2 separate regions of the Homo sapiens genome follow, and region 2 is linked to region 1. A link is a loop called in an ENCODE intact Hi-C map of the cell type or tissue named here. Cell type or tissue: B cell. All regions are shown on one strand. Each heading gives the region's core, and the rest is flanking DNA. Links, peaks and the distances in the headings are about the cores only. Region 1 overlaps CHST11 (carbohydrate sulfotransferase 11). Region 2 overlaps CHST11 (carbohydrate sulfotransferase 11).

The links. A loop is a pair of places that touch in the nucleus more often than their neighbours do. Peaks named below come from ENCODE experiments on the same cell type or tissue, not always from the same donor. Only the 100,000 strongest peaks of a DNase experiment are listed, where the experiment ranks them.
Region 2: a loop joins it to region 1, with 5 times the contacts of the local background. A loop is called at or near these places in 1 of 110 quality-filtered maps.

What each region holds. Positions count from the first base shown.
Region 1 is chr12:104,749,783-104,758,221 of GRCh38, forward strand. It overlaps CHST11 (carbohydrate sulfotransferase 11), which reads left to right. Exons shown (of 3, transcript NM_018413.6): 3 at 7,167-8,439. The coding sequence ends at 8,021. Among named protein-coding and RNA genes, the nearest start is that of MIR3922, 160 kb to the left of the region's middle. RefSeq lists enhancers at 1,280-1,857, 1,847-1,896. In B cell, for the core only: no CTCF peak of the experiment used is centred there; DNase peaks (open chromatin) are centred at 469 and 2,019.
Region 2 is chr12:104,637,734-104,647,195 of GRCh38, forward strand. All of the region lies in intron 2 of CHST11 (carbohydrate sulfotransferase 11), which reads left to right. Among named protein-coding and RNA genes, the nearest start is that of MIR3922, 51 kb to the left of the region's middle. RefSeq lists enhancers at 5,484-5,533, 6,431-6,480. In B cell, for the core only: a CTCF peak has its summit at 4,241 (motif pointing left); DNase peaks (open chromatin) are centred at 4,318, 4,912 and 5,768; H3K4me3 peaks cover 522 bases; H3K27ac peaks cover 3,380 bases.

The sequences.
Region 1 (8,439 bases), core at 1-4,000:
GTCATCAGAAATCTCTCCTGCCCCATTTTGACATGGTGGCAAAGAATTCCTCTCTTCCGTCTGGCCTGTCCAGGGCTGTCCTTACTCCAGGTTTCATAAACCAAGGTTCAAGAAGTCCACAGATAGAACCCCCAGGAGTCTAGAGTTCCATAGAAGAACTTTATTGATTGAGTGTTTTTATTTTGGTGATAATCTTTTGAAAAATGATTATCCATTTCTGGATCATCAGGTCTGCCCCGGATAACCTAGTTCTGCCATATGAAGTCGTGGTGCCTGTGTTCATTGATGTTCTTGGTGGTTCCGTGTAGCTCCATTTTTATTGTCTTGGGCTAATTGGAAATGAGCAGAAAAGGAAAATATATACATGATGAGCTTTTACCAAGTAAAGGTCAAATGAGATTCCAGCGTGCCGAGTTTCACAGTAACTAGGAATGAGGAAGTGGTAAGGAAACCGAGTCCTCATGCAGCACAGAAAGGGAAGCTCTACTCCAAACACCCTGACCCACAGCAGTGAGCAAGCATCTGCGTGGTTTCAGGCAGGGCTTTAGTTCCAGTAAAACATCACCCCTCATGTTAATGTTGTGCATTTGAATGTTTATGTTTGTTTTGAACTTGTAGTTGTGTACCTGGTTTTATATTTCTGCACTTTTTTTTTTTTTTTTTTTTTTTTTTTTGTTGAGACTGAGTCTCGCTCTGTCACCCAGGCCGGAGTGCAATGGTGCAATCTTGGCTCACTGCAACCTCTGCCTCCCGGGTTCAAGTGATTTTCCCCTGCCTCAGCCTCCCCAGTAGCTGGGAGTACAGGTGTCTGCCACCATGCCCGGCTAATTTTTGCATTTTTAGTAGAGACAGGGTTTCACCATGTTGGCCAGGCTGGTCTCGAACTCCTGACCTCAGGTGATCCACTCGCCTCAGCCTCCCTAAATGTTGGGATTACAGATGTGAGCCACCGTGCCTGGCTTGTGCACATTTTAGTACCATTTTATTTTTAATAATTTAAATCAACACTAGTCTGAAAATATTTTTATTTTTTGAGACAAGGTGCTTACTGTCACCTGAAATTATTTTAAAATTAAAAAATTATAAAAACCAATTAAAATGTATTTTTAAAAACATTAATAGTAGAGGCCCAGGTGAATTTCTCTCTTGGATTTGAGAAGCATTCTCTTGACCCCTACCCCAGAGTCTTCCTGAGGGGAAACTGTGTGTGCCTTGTTGTGGCAGGTGCACCATTTGCCCCTTAAACTGCTGTGGAGAAGAAGGAAATGGAGGGGAAAGAAACCTCAAATACCAGGTTTAAAAGCCCCACTGAGTTATTTTCCGCCTCTGCAACTGAATGTAAAATGATATGCTGGTGTCATTTCCATTTTTCCTGCCTTTGTGGTCCTGAATGCAGTATTAACTGGCATGCTACCTCCCTGGGGATTCAGGTGGCCAGAAAATTGTCTCCAGCTCAAAAGAGGTTGGGAGGGTGATGAGGGGGAGATCCCCTTATTTCTCTGCTCATCTTAGTAACTTATTGCCTTCAGAATTGTCCTTAGTGATTCAAATGGCAGAATTGATGGGCCCTGTTTCCTTCCTAGTCCTTTCATTTCCTTTAAACACAGGTTTGGTTTTGTTTAATGGCATTGTTCAATAGCCCAAGAGGCCCATGAATGCTTCTCTTAGGGTGATGAATACATCGGCTAAGAAGTCATGAATTGCAAAGGTCAGAGTTTTCCTATTCAAAATAATTATTAATTGAATCCAGTGACCTAGGGCTGACCTGCAACAAAATTACAGAGCTGGTGAAATTTGTCTTTGAGATTCCTATCCAGGCGTTCTTTTTCAGATTTCTTTTTTCTTCTTTGATAAAAGAATGCCTACGTATTAACTACCTGTTTTGTGCCATACCTTGTCCAAATCCTGTACTAGAGTTGATCTTATTTACTGAATGCTGAAATGTACCTTATTTGCTGTAGTCACCACCCCTGCGGGGTAGGTGGTACTATCCCCATTTTGCAAATAGAGGAACTGAGACTCAGAAGGGTAAGGCTCTTGCCCAGGATCAAGCCCAGACCTTCTTATTTCAAATCTTATCTTCACTGTACTTTACAAGTACCCTAATACACTGTCCTTATTCTTCTATATAAAATAGCCTCTTATATGATGTTATCTTCTCTTTAAACTTATAGTTTAGTACCAACTTGCTCAAAGTTATCACTTGAATGATTGACCTCCTCTTTTAGGTTCCTGAGGCCATCATAACAAATTACCACAAACTGAGTGGCTTAAAACTAAGGAAATGTATTCTCTCACAGTCCTGGAAGCCAGAAGTCTGAAATCAAGCTGTTGGCAGGGCATGCTCTCTCTGAAGGCTCCAGAGGAATGGATCCTTCCTTGCCTCTTCCCAGCTGCTGGTGGTGGCCGGCAGTCCTTGGCATTTTTTGGCCTGGAGACACATCATTGCAGTCTCCGACTCTGTCCTCACGTGGCATTCTCCCTGCGTGTCTCTGTGTCTCTGCTTTCTCTTCTTATAAGGACACCACCCATTGGGTCAGGGCCCACCCTAATCCAGTATCATCTCATCTTAACTAATTACACCTGCAAAAACCCTATTTCCATATCAAATCACATTCTGAGGTTCTGGGTGGACATGAATTTGGGAGGGACATTATTTGTCACAGTACAGCTCTATGAAAGAACTTTATGATAATCAACAAACAATTGGGAAATTTATTTACTTATTTATTTATTTATTTATTTATTTATTTATGTATTTTTGAGACAGAGTCTCACTCTGTCGCCCAGGCTGGAGTGCAGTGCCGCGATCGCGGCTCATTGCAACCTCCGCCTCCTGAGTTCTAGCAATTCTCCTGCCTCAGCCTCCCGAGTAGCTGGGATCACAGGCACCCGCCACCACGCCCAGCTAATTTTTTGTATTTTTAGTACAAATGGGGTTTCGCCATGTTGGCCAGGGTGGTCTCACACTCCTGACCTCAAGTAATTAGCCCGCTGCTGCCTCCCAAAGTGCTGGGATTACAGGCCTGAGCCACCACGCCTGGCCTAGAAATTTCTTTAACTAGAGGGGTCTTCCTGCTTACAGATCAAGTATCCCTACAGAGATTATTAAGCCATTCATTCATTCATTCACTCAACCAACACTTATGGAGCATCTCCTATGGGGCTGGCACTTTTGCAAGCACCGGGGATATCGCTATGGAAAGACAAAGTTCCTGCTCTGTGGTACCTCTATTTGATAAGGCAGACACTTCATGCCAGAATGGTGTGACAAGCATAGATCTGAGTCACACACTCTGGCTCAAGTCACAGTTCTGCTTCTCTTAGAAGGAGGCACCTTGGGCAGTCACTTTGCCTGTCTCAGCCTGTTTCCTCGTTGACAGAAGGCAATGCCGAGACCACCACAGCTTTACAAATGTTGGGAGAATCTCCTCAAGGTAGTGAACAAGGAGTGCTCCACAAATCGTTTTCCACGTTCTCATTCATGTGTTGGTGCGTCTGACGGATCCTCAGCTGTAAAATGGAGATCCTAATAATCTCCGTTATTACTGATTGCATTAAAGAAGTTAGTCAGTGTGAAGCATGAAGAGCATTACCTGGCTCACAACGAGCACTCACCCAGTCAGTGTTAGGTGTCATCATCATCCTGATATATACTGTGCAGGAGGGAAAATTAGAAAATTCTGCAGCTTGCTTTTGATATTTCTTGGCATATGCCTAGTGTCACTTATACTTGGAGAACTAAAAAATAGCATCACTGGAGATTTGGATTGATGGGGACCCATGACCACTGGGCATTGAGCCTTTGTGGCAAAATCTCAGCAAGACAAAACAATACCCAGGCACTAAGGAAGAATATTCTGGAAGATTCTCTGTGGGACCCAGAAAAGAATACATGGCCACCAGTTGGCTACCCTGGAAGAAACTGGGCTCTACCCAACATTAAAGGTGGCCAAGACCCCGGCAGTCAGCTAATCTAACTGCCTCTTTCTACAGGCAAGGCAGGGGCAGCCTAGAGAGGGAGGAAAGGAAGAAATAATACTGATTGCGTATCTACTGTGTTCAGGCCACGGAGTACACACCTTATAGTCCTCACACCAGCCTAACAAGGCATCGGAGTGAGGATCTCCTTTGCATAGGCAAGGAAACAAAGGCCAAGAAAGGCCCAGGCCCCATATTTGGGTCATAATAACATGCAAACTGGATCCGTGGTTCAGTAGCCCAGGCCTCTTTGCACATATAGATTATTGCTCTGCCCTTTATAGTGGGGATAAATTTGTTGAGTGGTGGCATTTGGTCTGTGAATAACCAGAGGTCGGTAATTTGCCAGTTATTTCCAAGCTGGGAAACTCCAGGCCAAGCTGGTTTTACCAAGTGGAACCCGAAAATATATATATGGTGCCCTTGCTTCTCTGGAATCTGGCTGAGGGTCTCAGCATCGTATCCCGGCTAGGACCCTCAGCTCTCCTGTTTTTCAGCTCTCCTGTTGCAGTTATTTATTGCTGGGCAACAAATCACCCCAAAACTTAGTGGCTTAACACAGCACTGATATGTCACCTGCCACAGCTCTGTGGGTAGGTAATCGGGCAGGTCTGCTGGTCTCACCTGGGATCATTCACATCACTGTGGTCCGTGGATGGCTGGCAGTTGGTGCTGGTCTGCAGTGCCCCAGTCTTCATCCTCCAGGAGGCTGGACAGGTCTTTCCATAGCATGACTGTCTCAGGGCAGCGTTCCAACAGCGTGAAGGCTAGGAACTGCAGGGCTTCCTAATAGGCTTCAGAACGTGTTCATCGTTGCTTCTACCTCATTCTACTCATCAGAGCAAGTCACAGCCAGCCCCCATTCAAAGAACTGGAGAAATAGAGTCTCTGCTTCTTGATGGGAGGAGTGTCAGTGTCAGACTGCAAAGGGGAATGCACATCGGGGGATACTAGCAACTCTTTCCAGATTTCCACCAGTTATTTGTGAGGCTAAAGCAGTGAGAGAATCACCATACTCTTCACACATAGACCTTGCAAAGTGTTGGTACTCTGTCTTGGTTTGCTTCCTCCCTTGGGTATAAAAATTTTTAGTGGCGATGGCATGTTATAGTTCAGCGTGTTGCTGGGAAGATTAAACATAATGTATTTAAATCACCTGTGAAGGTGCCTCCTACAGAGTAGCTCCTTAGTCATACTGTCTGCTGTTGTCATGGTGACCATCACCATCCTTTGTCCTGGGGACCATGAGAGGAGATGGACATGGAGCTTAATGCAGGGTGCAATGGCTTCTCCCTGGTGGCTACCATGATGCCCCTCAGTTCCCCAGCAAACTCATCAGTGGCCCTACTTTAGGCCCATCCCAATGGCCCTGTGCACCTTTTAGTAAAAATTGTGCAGATTGAGGTTCAAAGTTGGAGGAGCAGGGGCAGATACTTGGGTTGCACTCAAGTCCTAGGCTCTACTGACTTGGCTGTCCAGGTGACTGGAGGATTTCACGGATACAGCTGCATTCTCAGGACTCAAAGCCACCCACAGTCTGGCCTGGAGGAGGCGGTGACTCTGGGGCTCCGAGTCCCTGTGAAGTGAGTGGCCACAGGAGTTGAGAAAACCAAGAATGAACTAGACAGGAGGGTTGTGCTATGAAGCACACTCAGTGTTGTGGGTGTTCAGTGGAGGGAATGGTTATTCCACTTGTGTGGCAGGGGAGTGTGTGGGGCCATGAAGAATTGTCAAGTTTGGGGCCAGGCACAGTGGCTCACCCCTGCAGTCTCAGCACTTTGGGAGACTGAGGCTGGCCAATCACCTGAGGTCAGGAGTTTGAGACCAGCCTGACCAACGTAGTGAAACCCCGTCTCTACTAAAAATACAAAAATCAGCAGGGCATGGTGATGCGTGCCTGTAATCCCAGCTACTCGGGGGGCTGAGGCAGGAGAATTGCTTGAACTCTGGAGGCGGAGGTTGCAGTGAGCTGAGATCGCGCCACTGCATTCCAGCCTGGGCAACAGAGTAAGACTCTGGAAAAAAAAAGAAAAGAAAAGAATTGTCAAGTTTATACCAGCAGAGATTGAGAGGGGAGAATCCCAGATGGGCCCAGCCTAAGGAACGCTTGCGGCAAAGAGGAAAGAGTGAATCATTGGTTTCTCGGGACCCCCCCCTCCGGTTATGAAAGGGTGAGGAGTAGGAATCAGGCTGGAAAAGTAGGTTGGCATTGGGCTATGGAGAACCCCAAAAGGCCAGTGTATGAATGGGGGCTTGGTTCCTGGGGCAAGGAGGCAACCAAGACACCACCTCATCTGTAGCTCCAGAGCAACTATTCCATAGCCCTGTGCCCCCAGTTTCTCTGTAACTTTAATCACAATTAATATTATTCCATTTATATAAAAGAAGGACCATACTGAACTTTCATGAGTGGTGGTGGAGGTAAGGCAGGAATCCGACAGTAGGGTGCCACCACTCCGTGAAGGTCTCTGAGCCTCTGGGTGCTGGAGACGCAGGTGGTGGCAGAGCAGGCAGAGTGCCCTCCTGTTTCCTGTTCTGGGTAGACTGTGAGTACTGGTTTGGACTGGGAGTGAATGGCCTTTGGGGAGAAACTTTTGCTCTTAGAATTCAGAGGAACACACACATCTTCCCAAGCATTTCCCTTTGCCCTCTACTGAGGCTGACAGCTCTCTGCCCTGGCACCTCCTAGACTATGAGTGATTTAGGTTATGTCTCTTTGCAGTGCTGAGCAGAGCACTTTATACATCATGAGGTCTGGATCCATGTGGGGTGTGTGTGTGTGTGTGTGTGTGTGTGTGTTTAGAGACAGGGTCTTGCTCTGTCACCCAAGCTAGAGCACAGTGGCACAGTCATACCTCAAGGTAACCTTGAACTCTGGGGCTTAAGTGATTCTCCTGCTTCAGCCTCCCAAGTAGCTGGGATGTCAGGTGTGCGCCACCATGCCTTCCTAATTTTTTAGTTTTTTTAGAGATGAGGTCTCACTATGTTGCCAAGGCTGGTCTTGAACTTGTGGCCTCAAGCGATCCTCCTGCCTCAGCTTCCCAGAGTGCTGGGATTAAAGGCATGAGCCACTGCACCCAGCTTAGATATGTGTTTGAACGGGTGGATTTATGATCTACTTGTAGCCAAGTGGAAATGTTTCAGGCAAGTACTGAGTTCTTATTCGTCTTGTGTCTCCTCTGCAGCTGGAGCTCTCAAACACTGCTGTCCTGCACCAGATGCGGCGGGACCAGGTGACAGACACGTGCCGAGCCAACAGCGCCACAAGCCGTAAGCGGAGGGTGCTGACCCCCAACGACCTGAAGCACTTGGTGGTGGATGAGGACCACGAGCTCATCTACTGCTACGTGCCCAAGGTGGCCTGCACCAACTGGAAGCGGCTCATGATGGTCCTGACCGGGCGGGGGAAGTACAGCGACCCCATGGAGATCCCGGCCAACGAGGCACACGTCTCCGCCAACCTGAAGACCCTGAACCAGTACAGCATCCCAGAAATCAACCACCGCTTGAAAAGCTACATGAAGTTCCTGTTTGTCCGGGAGCCCTTCGAGAGGCTAGTGTCCGCCTACCGCAACAAGTTCACCCAGAAGTACAACATCTCCTTCCACAAGCGGTACGGCACCAAGATCATCAAACGCCAGCGGAAGAACGCCACCCAGGAGGCCCTGCGCAAAGGGGACGATGTCAAATTCGAGGAGTTTGTGGCCTATCTCATCGACCCACACACCCAGCGGGAGGAGCCTTTCAACGAACACTGGCAAACCGTCTACTCACTCTGCCATCCCTGCCACATCCACTATGACCTCGTGGGCAAGTACGAGACACTGGAAGAGGATTCTAATTACGTCCTGCAGCTGGCAGGAGTGGGCAGCTACCTGAAGTTCCCCACCTATGCAAAGTCTACGAGAACTACTGATGAAATGACCACAGAATTCTTCCAGAACATCAGCTCAGAGCACCAAACGCAGCTGTACGAAGTCTACAAACTCGATTTTTTAATGTTCAATTACTCAGTGCCAAGCTACCTGAAATTGGAATAAAGGGGGTGGGGAGAGGGAGAGAATCATGCTTTTTAATTTAAGATTTTTATTTGTCAAAAGAATTATATGGATATTGGGTTATTTTGTAAATTAATATTTCTTTGGGGATGATGCTGCGAGCAGCATAGTGAGAATTATTTAAAATCCTTCGTAGGGAAGGACAGCTGTCTTTGCAGGGGAAATAGGATGGGTCGTCCTTGTCTGTAGAAGTGAATACTGCAACACTGTCTCAAAGGTTTCTTGTGTTCTGGTGAATTCCATGAATTGTGCATTCCATAAATTCTAATTAATATTATTTATAGTTATTTAAACATGGTCTCATTATTTCTTTTTGTGGCAGCAAAATTCTAACATCTTTCCAGAAGAAATCTATGATTCCTGCTTTGCTTGCTACAGCTCATTTGGGGGCATGAATGTT
Region 2 (9,462 bases), core at 1,771-5,770, 110 kb before region 1:
TGCTGTCCCCTTTGAGTGGAACTCTTGCTCTGACCTTCAACCCATCTGGTCACGTACATGCACTTGGTCTGCTTCCTGCTCAGCAGGACTCAGCAAAATGATCATCTCCTCCCTTCTCCCTTTGCCGCACCCCCCCACCCCAAATCAGGTGTCCATGTCACAAGCTCCCGGCACTTCTCTTTCTGTGTCTGGGTCCTGCCAGGCTGGAACCTCTATGAGGACAGGGACTCCTTACAAAATTCACCACCACCTCCTCAGTGCCTAGCACAGGTCCTGGCATAGAGCAGGCTCTCTCAGCTGAGCAACTCAAGGAGGCACAAGCACCAGGCAATGGTTTACCAGTGGTATGTTGTGACCTATTGTAAAATGGGTCTTCCGGGTCATAACCAACCTTGGAAGCAGGGGAAAAGGAGGAGGAGAAAGGAGGAGCAAAATGAGAAGGAGCTGGAGGAAAAGAAGGAGGAAGAGAGAAAGAAAAAGAACAGAACAAAACAAAATAGAAAATATCAGAAGACATTGCATGTGAAAGGAGAAAAATATTGTCTCGTAAGACTTTCATTTTGTATATGTGTGAACAGATGTGTGTGTGTGTGTGTGTGAAGTTGTACAATATGTTCTTACTATAGGTTGAAGTAAAAAAGAAAAAGGTGGGAAAGTTACCTGACTTAAAGTGTGATGATATTAGCAATAGGTGTCAACCACTTGACTCAACCTGAACTCCTGCCCTTCCCAATGGAGTGGGATGGGAAAATGCAGTCAGCATCCAACTGCCACTTGAATTACCAACATCCACTACTCTCATGATAAAGGGTGTACGTGGGGGTGATTTGGGTAGTGGGCAGGATAGGGTATTGTGAGGTAAGGGTTGGGGTAACAAAAAATAGCCTTGCATTTCTGCCAGAAATCCCCTTCTTTAAGCCTGCTAACTTTGCAGAAGAATGGGTGTGGGACATTTGTCTCAAGTTCCTTATCCTGTGTTGCTTTGGCTGAAATCTCCGATGAATATGTGCAGCTTACCTAAAGGAAGAATTTCTCTATCTGAATGGATCCAGGTCCTGCAACTTCTTTCATAGGGTATAACTTTAGTTTTCAGCCGCTTTTTTTCTGCTTCCTAGAACTCGAAAGGTACAGGCAGTCTGCAAAGTGCAGTGGCTTTTGAGTTGAACAAATCCCAAATACCAGTGGCAGGCACAGATCCCAAAAGCTGCGCATGTGGCTTTTCTCCTGGCACTTGAGCTGAGATTGTCTCTTTTAGAAATGTCAGCTTGGGAGTGGGAAGCTTGAAAATGTCAGTCTTGCTAGTCTGTGGCTTGGTGACTTTTAGGAACTGGGGTTCTCAGAATTGCATGTGCCTTTCCATGACCTTTGTTAGAAACGTATGCCATCCTGGAGTTTGCAGGGCATGTGGCAGGAACTTCTGATTAATATGCTTTGAAATTCAGGTCTGGAGTCACATAACCCATGTTGGCATTTCTGGTATCAGTTCACATAGTTTGAAGTATAATAAGACATACTTGTGTATTACAGGTTGAAGATTAAGATGGCAAAATACTTTAACACCACTGGTCACAGCCCAAGGACTATATATAAATAGCATCAATCCTAAAGGCCCCAAACTGGAAACAAATGTCCATAAGCTTGTGAATGGATACACAAAATATGGTATATCCATACAATTGATACCCAACCACATTAGTTTGCCTACACACAGTAAGCCAATCACTGTGATGATGGATTTTCCTAAAGAGAAGTAATTTTTTCATGAGGCAGCCAAGCTAGGAGGTAGGAGAACAGGTCTCAAATCTGCCTTCCCAAAGATGGGATTTTAGGGATCTTTATGGGATAGAGGAGCAAGGTGGCCTGAGGCATGGGGAAAGGCGATTGTGGGTAAGAGAACATGAGGTAATTGGCAATCCATGCATACGTGGTCAAGCTTCATTGCCCTTCACGGAATAAGAGTTCAGAAAATGGTGGCATTAACATGATCTGAGGGAGTAGTGTTTGGCCCTCTGATGTCAAAAGGTCACCTCTCATGCCTTTGTGCAGGCCCAGTTGGAGGTCGGTGGTCTCAACCAGCTTGTGTTTGCAAAACACATACCTAAAAAAAGACTCATATACCAAATATACAGAGAACTCTTAAATTCAACAATAAGAGAACAAACAGCCCAGTTAAAAATGGGTGAAAGATACAAACAGATGTCGCCAAAGGAGATCTACAGATGGCAAGTAAGCATAAGAAAGGATGCTCTACATCATATGTCGTTAGGGAATTACAAATTAAAACAAAAATGAAATAACACTTAATACCTATTAGAATGTCTAAAATCCAAAACACCAGCAACACCAAATGCTGGTGAAGACATGGAGTAACAGAAATCTCATTCACTGCGGGTGGAAATGCAAAATGATACAGCCCTTTTGGAAGACAGTTTGGCAGTTTCTTATGAAACTAAACATCCTCTTATCATGTGATCCAGCAGTTGCACTCCTTAGTATTTACTCAAATGAGCTAAAAACTTATGTATCCACAAAAATCTGCACACAAATGTTTATGGCAGCTTTATTCATAATTGCCAAAACTTGGAAGCTACCATGATACCCTTATACAGGTGAAGGGATAAACACACTATGATGCATCCATACAACAGAATATTATTCAGCAATCAGAAATATGCCATCCAGCCACAAAAAGATATGGAGGAACCTGAAGTGCATATTACTAAGTGAAAGAAGTCAATCTGAAAAGGCTACGTTCTGTATGATTCCAACTATATGACATTCTGTAAAAGTTGGCAAATGTCTGTAAACAGCAGTAAATGACTATGGGGGCAGTAAAAAGATCAGTGGTTGCCAGGGTTTCAGGAGGTGGGGAGAGGGATGAACAGGAAGAGCACAAGGGATTTTTAGGACAGAAAACTACTCTATGCAATGCTTTAATGGTGGATACATGACATTACACAAAGAATGAAGTCTAATGTAAACTATGGACTTCAATTAATAAGAATGCATTGACAGTGGCTCATCAGTCACAACATATGTACCACACCAATGCAAGATATTAATGATAGGGACAGGAGGCAGGGAAATTCTGGGCAGAAGAGGGTTGGTCCCCAGCGAGGTCCCTACCCTCAAGCTGAAAAGCCTAATACTGTAGCCCAAAGTGAGACCTTACATCCCTGTTTTCCCGCTCAAATGTTGCCTGCCCCGACCCCCATCCTGTGCCCATAAATACCCCAGGCTCAGCCAACAGAGAGGGGAGAAGCAGCTGGACATTGGAGACTACAGTTGGATGTCAGAAGCAGCTTGACTTCAGAGGGACAGCTTGATGGCATAGCTTTAGAGATGAGTCCAATCGGGGACCACTGGACTCCAGGGGAAAATTACCTTCCCACTCCTTCCCCTTTTTAGCTCCCCTTCCTGCTGAAAGCCACTTTCACTGGCAATAAAATCCCCCACATTGGCCATCTTCAAGTCATTTGTGTGACCTCATTCCTCCTGGATGCCAGACAAGAACTCAGGTGCCACAAATGTGAATGCAAAAGGGTGTCTGTCACATGGACCATCCACTGAGCTGTTAACACTTAATCTGTCCATGGATGGCAAAGCTAAAAGGGCACTGTAACACTTCTTCCGGGGCTTCAGGGGTCATGGACACCCTCCCCTAGATGCTGCCACAGGGTCAGTACAGAGTTCGCTCTTGCTGGCACCCAAAAGCGTTCACCCCCACCTCCTGCACCCATTCACCTGTGTTCCCCCTCCTCTGAGGGGTGGAACAGTGAGTGAGTGGAATTTGCCCCTGCCAGCACCCATGTACTCCAGTTCCTGCCTGCAAAGGGGTCAGGGAAGTATCCTGCTTCATTAATAATGGGAAACTGGGGGTTAAGGTATGAGTGTATGTATATGGAAGCTCTATATACTTTCCACTCAATTTTTCTGTCAACCTAAAACTGCTCAAAAAAGAGAATCTATTAATTTAATTAAAAACAAAACTGGGTGGACCCTACCCACCTTCCTACCAGCAAACATGAGAAGGAGGATGGCTGTTCCCCAGTGCTGACGGGGGCACTCAACCTTCTGGGGGCAATTTAGCAATGGATAAGAAAATAAAAAGTCTGTAATCACCTTGATCTGGCACTTCTAGGAGTTTATCCTAAAGCCATGGTTCTCAACCAGGGGGGATTTTGCACCCCATCCACCCCAGGGAGGACATTTGGCAACATCCGAAGATAGTTTTGATTGTCAGAGCTGGGGAGCTGCTACTGTCCTCTAGTGGGTTGAGGCCAGGGATGCTGCTGAACGTCCTATGGTGCACAGGACAATCCTTACAACAGAGTCATCTGATCCTGTACGTCATTAGTGACACTTCTGAGAAGCCCAAATGAGGAACTGGGTAGGTACATAGTACTCATCTCAGTATTGTTCACAGTAGTGAGAAATTAGAAATGATCAAAATATCATGTGGCAGTAATTAAAGGATGGTATATCCATACTATGGGATCCTGTGCAGCCTTTAGAATGGCAGTATGGGAGTATGATCTCTAATATGAAAAAAAATGCTCATGAGACATACATGAAAAAAATTACAAAGCGACATGCATAGAAGAATTGTATCATTGTAAAGACAGAGTACCTATGCGCATTTCTTTTTTTACTTTTTACAAATTAATTTGATTTTTTTAAATTTTGAGACAAGGTCTTGCTGTGTCGCCCAGGCTGGAGTGCAGTGGCGCAATCGTGGCTTACTGCAGCTTCATCCTCCCAGGCTCAAGCAGTCCTCCCACTTCAGCCTCCTCAGTAGCTGGGACTACAGGCGTGTGCCACCATGCCTGGCTAATTTTTGTATTTTTGTAGAGATGGGATTTCACCATGTTGCCCAGGCTGGCCTAGAACTCCTGGGCCCAAGCGATCCTCCTGCCTCAGCGTTCACAAGTGTTAGTATTACAGCTATGAGCCACTACACCCAGCCTGTTATGTATCTCTGAGAAGACACATAACAAAATCTCAAGCCTGTGTCTAGGTGGTTGGAATATAGGTGGTTTTTAACTTTTAAAATTATTTTGGGGATTTAGATTTTTTTTTTTACAATGAACATTTATTACTTTTATAATTAAAACAAGAATACTTTTTAAAATTAAGAAATTATGCAACTAGATATGTAGTCAAGTAGAGGTTGCTTAAATACTAAGGTTTATTTTCAACTACTAATTACTTTCAAAAGTATTTTAAGGAACACATTGTCATACCAATTAGATGCCCACTACATGCAGGTTTTGTACATTTCATTTACTTCTCAAAAAGCCGTGTTGTAGGCTGGGCATGGTGGTGCACACCTGTAATGCCAGCACTTTGGGAGGCTGAGGCGGGAGGATCACTCGAGGCTGGGAGTTCAAGACTAGCCTGGGCAACATAGTGAGACCCCTGTCTCTACAAAAAAATTAAAAAATTAGCTGGGCATGACGGCACATGCCTGTAGTCCCAGCTACTTGTGGGAGGCTGAGGCGGGAGGATAGCTTGAGCCCAAAAATTTGAGGCTGTAGTGAGCTATGATTGTGCCACTGTGTTCCAGCCTAGGCAATAGAACAAGACCCTATCTCTTAAAACAAAGCAAAACAAAAAACCGCAAACCTTGTTGTTGCTCCTCACCACCCATTTTAGAGATGAGGAAGCAGAAGTTTGGAGGGTTAGATACGTCAGATGCAGAGATGGGGTTCTACCCTGTGTTTTCAAAGTCCAAGTCTTTCCCTCTGTACCATGGTAGGGGCAGTGTGCCACTGTAGTGGGTAGCGTGTTTGTGTGGGATTATCAGTAACAGATTTCTTCCAATATGCTCTTTTCAAGAACTCCAGCACATTTAGGGGATTTCCATTTGAGGAACTTAAGAGGACATTCAGAGACTTTTTCTTCACACACACACACACACACACAAAGTTCTCATGACTTTTTTTTGTTGTTGCACTTGAGGAGTTTTTCCTATCTGGAAAATTCCTTTGCCTGGAATGGCTTATTCTAGATCAGGGATGGAAACATCAGTTGTGCCTGAGAATCTGGTCTGGGTCTCATGAGCGTGTTTTCCAGCTCCTGGAAAGCCAAGACTTCACTGTTTTAACCCAGGGTAAGAAGGGACCTCTCTAGAACATTTCTCAGCTGTCATCTCATAAAGAGACTTGTCAAACCTGATTCCTCTGGTACCAAGAGGAAGCAATTTGAATTTTCTTATTTCCTCTGGAGTTTAGGGGTGCAGTTAGCAAACAAAGGAACCTCTTAGGTCTCTCTGCCTTTGCTATCTGCTAGTGGAGACTGCTTTTCTTGGACGGTTTCTGCAAGGAGCTGTCCGGCCAGTTGTGGATTGGCTCACGGGATGGAGAACTGCTTCCTCTGAAGAGAGGGACTTCTGCTTCCTCCTCACTGTGCTTATTGCTGCTCAGAGGCTGCTGGGAAATCTCTGCCGCAGCCACCCTCCCAGCGTGCACCTCCTGGATATCTGTCCATGGAAGCTCCTGGACACCCCCTACCTTCCCTGCATCTGGGTGGACTCCCGCATGCACTTGCTGCATTTCGTCTCAGGTTGCCTTTTGACTCTCCACCGCTTATGATTCCACTCGGTGGCCTCCCTACTGATGTCTTTCCTCAGCCATCTTGTAAGTGGTTTCTCCTTGGTTCCAGCCCTCACTGAGGCCAGATTCTGTTTCCTGCCTTCAGTGTCTAACGTGTGGCCAATCCTCTTTCTTCAAAGGCAGAGTGGCCCTGCTTGCATCTGCCAAAAAGACACACCTGGGCTCCCTGCAGCTGGCGTGGTGCTGCCTGGGCATCCTGCCAAGCCAGCATGCCCTCTTTCTAGGGGAGCTTTCCTGCTTCTGGTTTTCAAATCCTTGAAGCAGCACTGGGGAGGCGATGAAGAGGGTCAGGTTTGGAGTCTCTGGCTGAGTCCTGGCCCTGGCCCTGGCAGGCAGAGTGCAGCTGGGGTGGTTCTGTCTCAGAGCCCGGTGGCAGACTGACCAGTGTAGGTAGGGGAAGACTGGCTGGACCTCCATCTCAGATCTGTCCCTTGAAAGTAGGGTTGGGATGAGACCCCTTAGAGGCTTCAGTCTGGAAGATAGTGCAGGAGCAGAGCTGGTAGGATTTGCTGTAGAGACCAGCCCTGTGCTGGAACAGGCCCATGGCTTATCTGCATGAAACCTGAGGACAGATCACTGCAGCGAGCCTTCTTCCACTTTTTTTGTTTTGTTTTGTTTTTTGAGACAGAGTCTTGCACTGTCATCCAGGCTGGAGTACAGTGGCATGATGGCTCACTGCAAGCTCTTCCTCCCAGATTCACGCCATTCTCCTGCCTCAGCCTCCCAAGTAGCTGGGACTACAGGCACCCGCCACCACGCCCGGCTAATTTTTTGTATTTTTAGTAGAGACGGGGTTTCACCATGTTAGCCAGGATGGTCTCGATCTCCTGACCTCGTGATCTGCCCACCTCGGCCTCCCAAAGTGCTGGGATTACAGGCGTGAGCCACCACGCCCGGCCTTCCACTTTTAAATTAATAATAATAGTTCCCATGGTTGGAGGGCACCCACTCTGAGCCAGGTACTTGGCAATAATCCTCTGAGGTGGAATCTGTGATTCTCATCCCCACCATACAGGTGAGGAAACTGAGGCTCAGGAAGTTAAAGAACTGACCCAACAGAGAGCCAGGGGGCTGGGCCAGGACTGGAGCTCAGGCCTCCTATTCTGCTTTGCAAGAAATATTTGTGTTGGAAGCCCAGCTGGGCTTGTTGGAAAAGCAACCTGCAGGTGGGGGTGGGCACCGCAGTTGTCTTTATTTTGGCCCCTTCTGAGTTTGCTGTTTGTCTGCCTGGGCTCTGGGGGGCCCTTCCCACCCACTCACCTTCCCCTGCTGGTCCTGGCCTCCAAGGGCTCCAAGTCCTTCCCCCCCACCCTCCCCTTGGCTTAGCTGTGGACTAATCCCTTTTCCCATTAGGTGAGCCAAGACAAGATTAGAGCTTTATTAAAAGGAAATTAAACTAGGAAATGAAAGGATAAACAAACCTCAAACAAGAAAAAACAACAGCACCAAATAAGATGAGTTGACAGAGCACCACTCTTTATCCTAAAGGGTATCCATCTACCTACAAATTAGGGTGTGGCTCCCAGTGGGGCCATCATCTCTTCTTCCACCCTCACCAGCTCTGCCTGTCATGATCAAGCTCGTCATCATGGTGGCTTCAGCAAACATGTTCTTTGGGGACCTTGGTGATGGCACCATACTCTCCAGCGCTTTGCTCACACTAGCCCCTCCCCTGATTTCTTTCTGAGTCCCGCATGCAGGATGCTGCCGGCTCAGCCAGTGCCTCCCTGGTGAATGGACCCAGGTAATGGCTCCCATGCTGGCTTCCCCTACAGGGGAGAAGTTGCATTTCATATCCTCTATTCCACTTTCCAGGGCCCTGCGAGATCCACTCCCCGCATCCCGTTAGTCTGCCCTCCTTCCATGCCTCGCTTCCACCCCACTTTCTCCTCCTCCTTTTCTCTCTTGCTGCAACCTCTTGGTGGCCTTTGCTGGCAGTGTTCCTCCTCTCACCTCCACTTCACTTGGCCAACACCTACTTAGTCTTCAGACCTTGTCTTAAATGTTGCTTTCTCAGGGTACCTTTCCCTAACCTCCCTAAACTGATTTCTCATGGAACCCTGGAGTTCACCTTCATCGTAGTGGTGATTAAACCATTATTTCTGGCCGGGTGCAGTGGCTCACCCCTGTAATCCCAGCACTTTGGGAGGCCGAGGTGGGTGGATCACGAGGTCAAGAGATCAAGACCATCCTGGCCAACACGGTGAAACCTCACCTCTACTAAAAATACAAAAAATAGCTGGGCATGGTGGCACGTGCCTGTAGTCCCAGCTAGTTGACTACAGAGGTTGCAGTGAGCCGAGATTGCGCCACTGCACTCCAACCTGGCGACAGAGCAAGACTCCGTCTCAAAAAGACAAAATAACTTATTATTTCCTTTGCACCCCTCTCCCGTCCCAGACTCTAAGCTCAGTGAAGACCAGGACCAATGTGCCAGGCTCAGCGCTGAATCATCAGAGCCTAAAGTGTCTGATAAATACTACTTATTCATTCATCCATTCATTTACTCAATCATTCATTCCACAGATAATCCCTGAGTGCTTATTCTGTGCTGGGTACCATGCTAGTTGCTGAGGATACAACAGTGAGCAAAGCCAAGTACCTGCTGTCAGACCAGCCACTCATTCTGTGTGTGTTCAATAAGTGATCAACAGGAAGAGGAATGCCTATTCATTCTCACATACACTTTTAATGATGAGCATTGCCAGCCAATAGACTGGCTGCCTCATGTGGAGGTGAGCTCCCCATCACAGGAAGTATTCAATAAGATCCTGGATAAGAAAGAGCCCATTGTCATGATGCTGCAAGTGGAGGCTCCTGAAGGTCCCTCTTACCTCCACGATTCTCT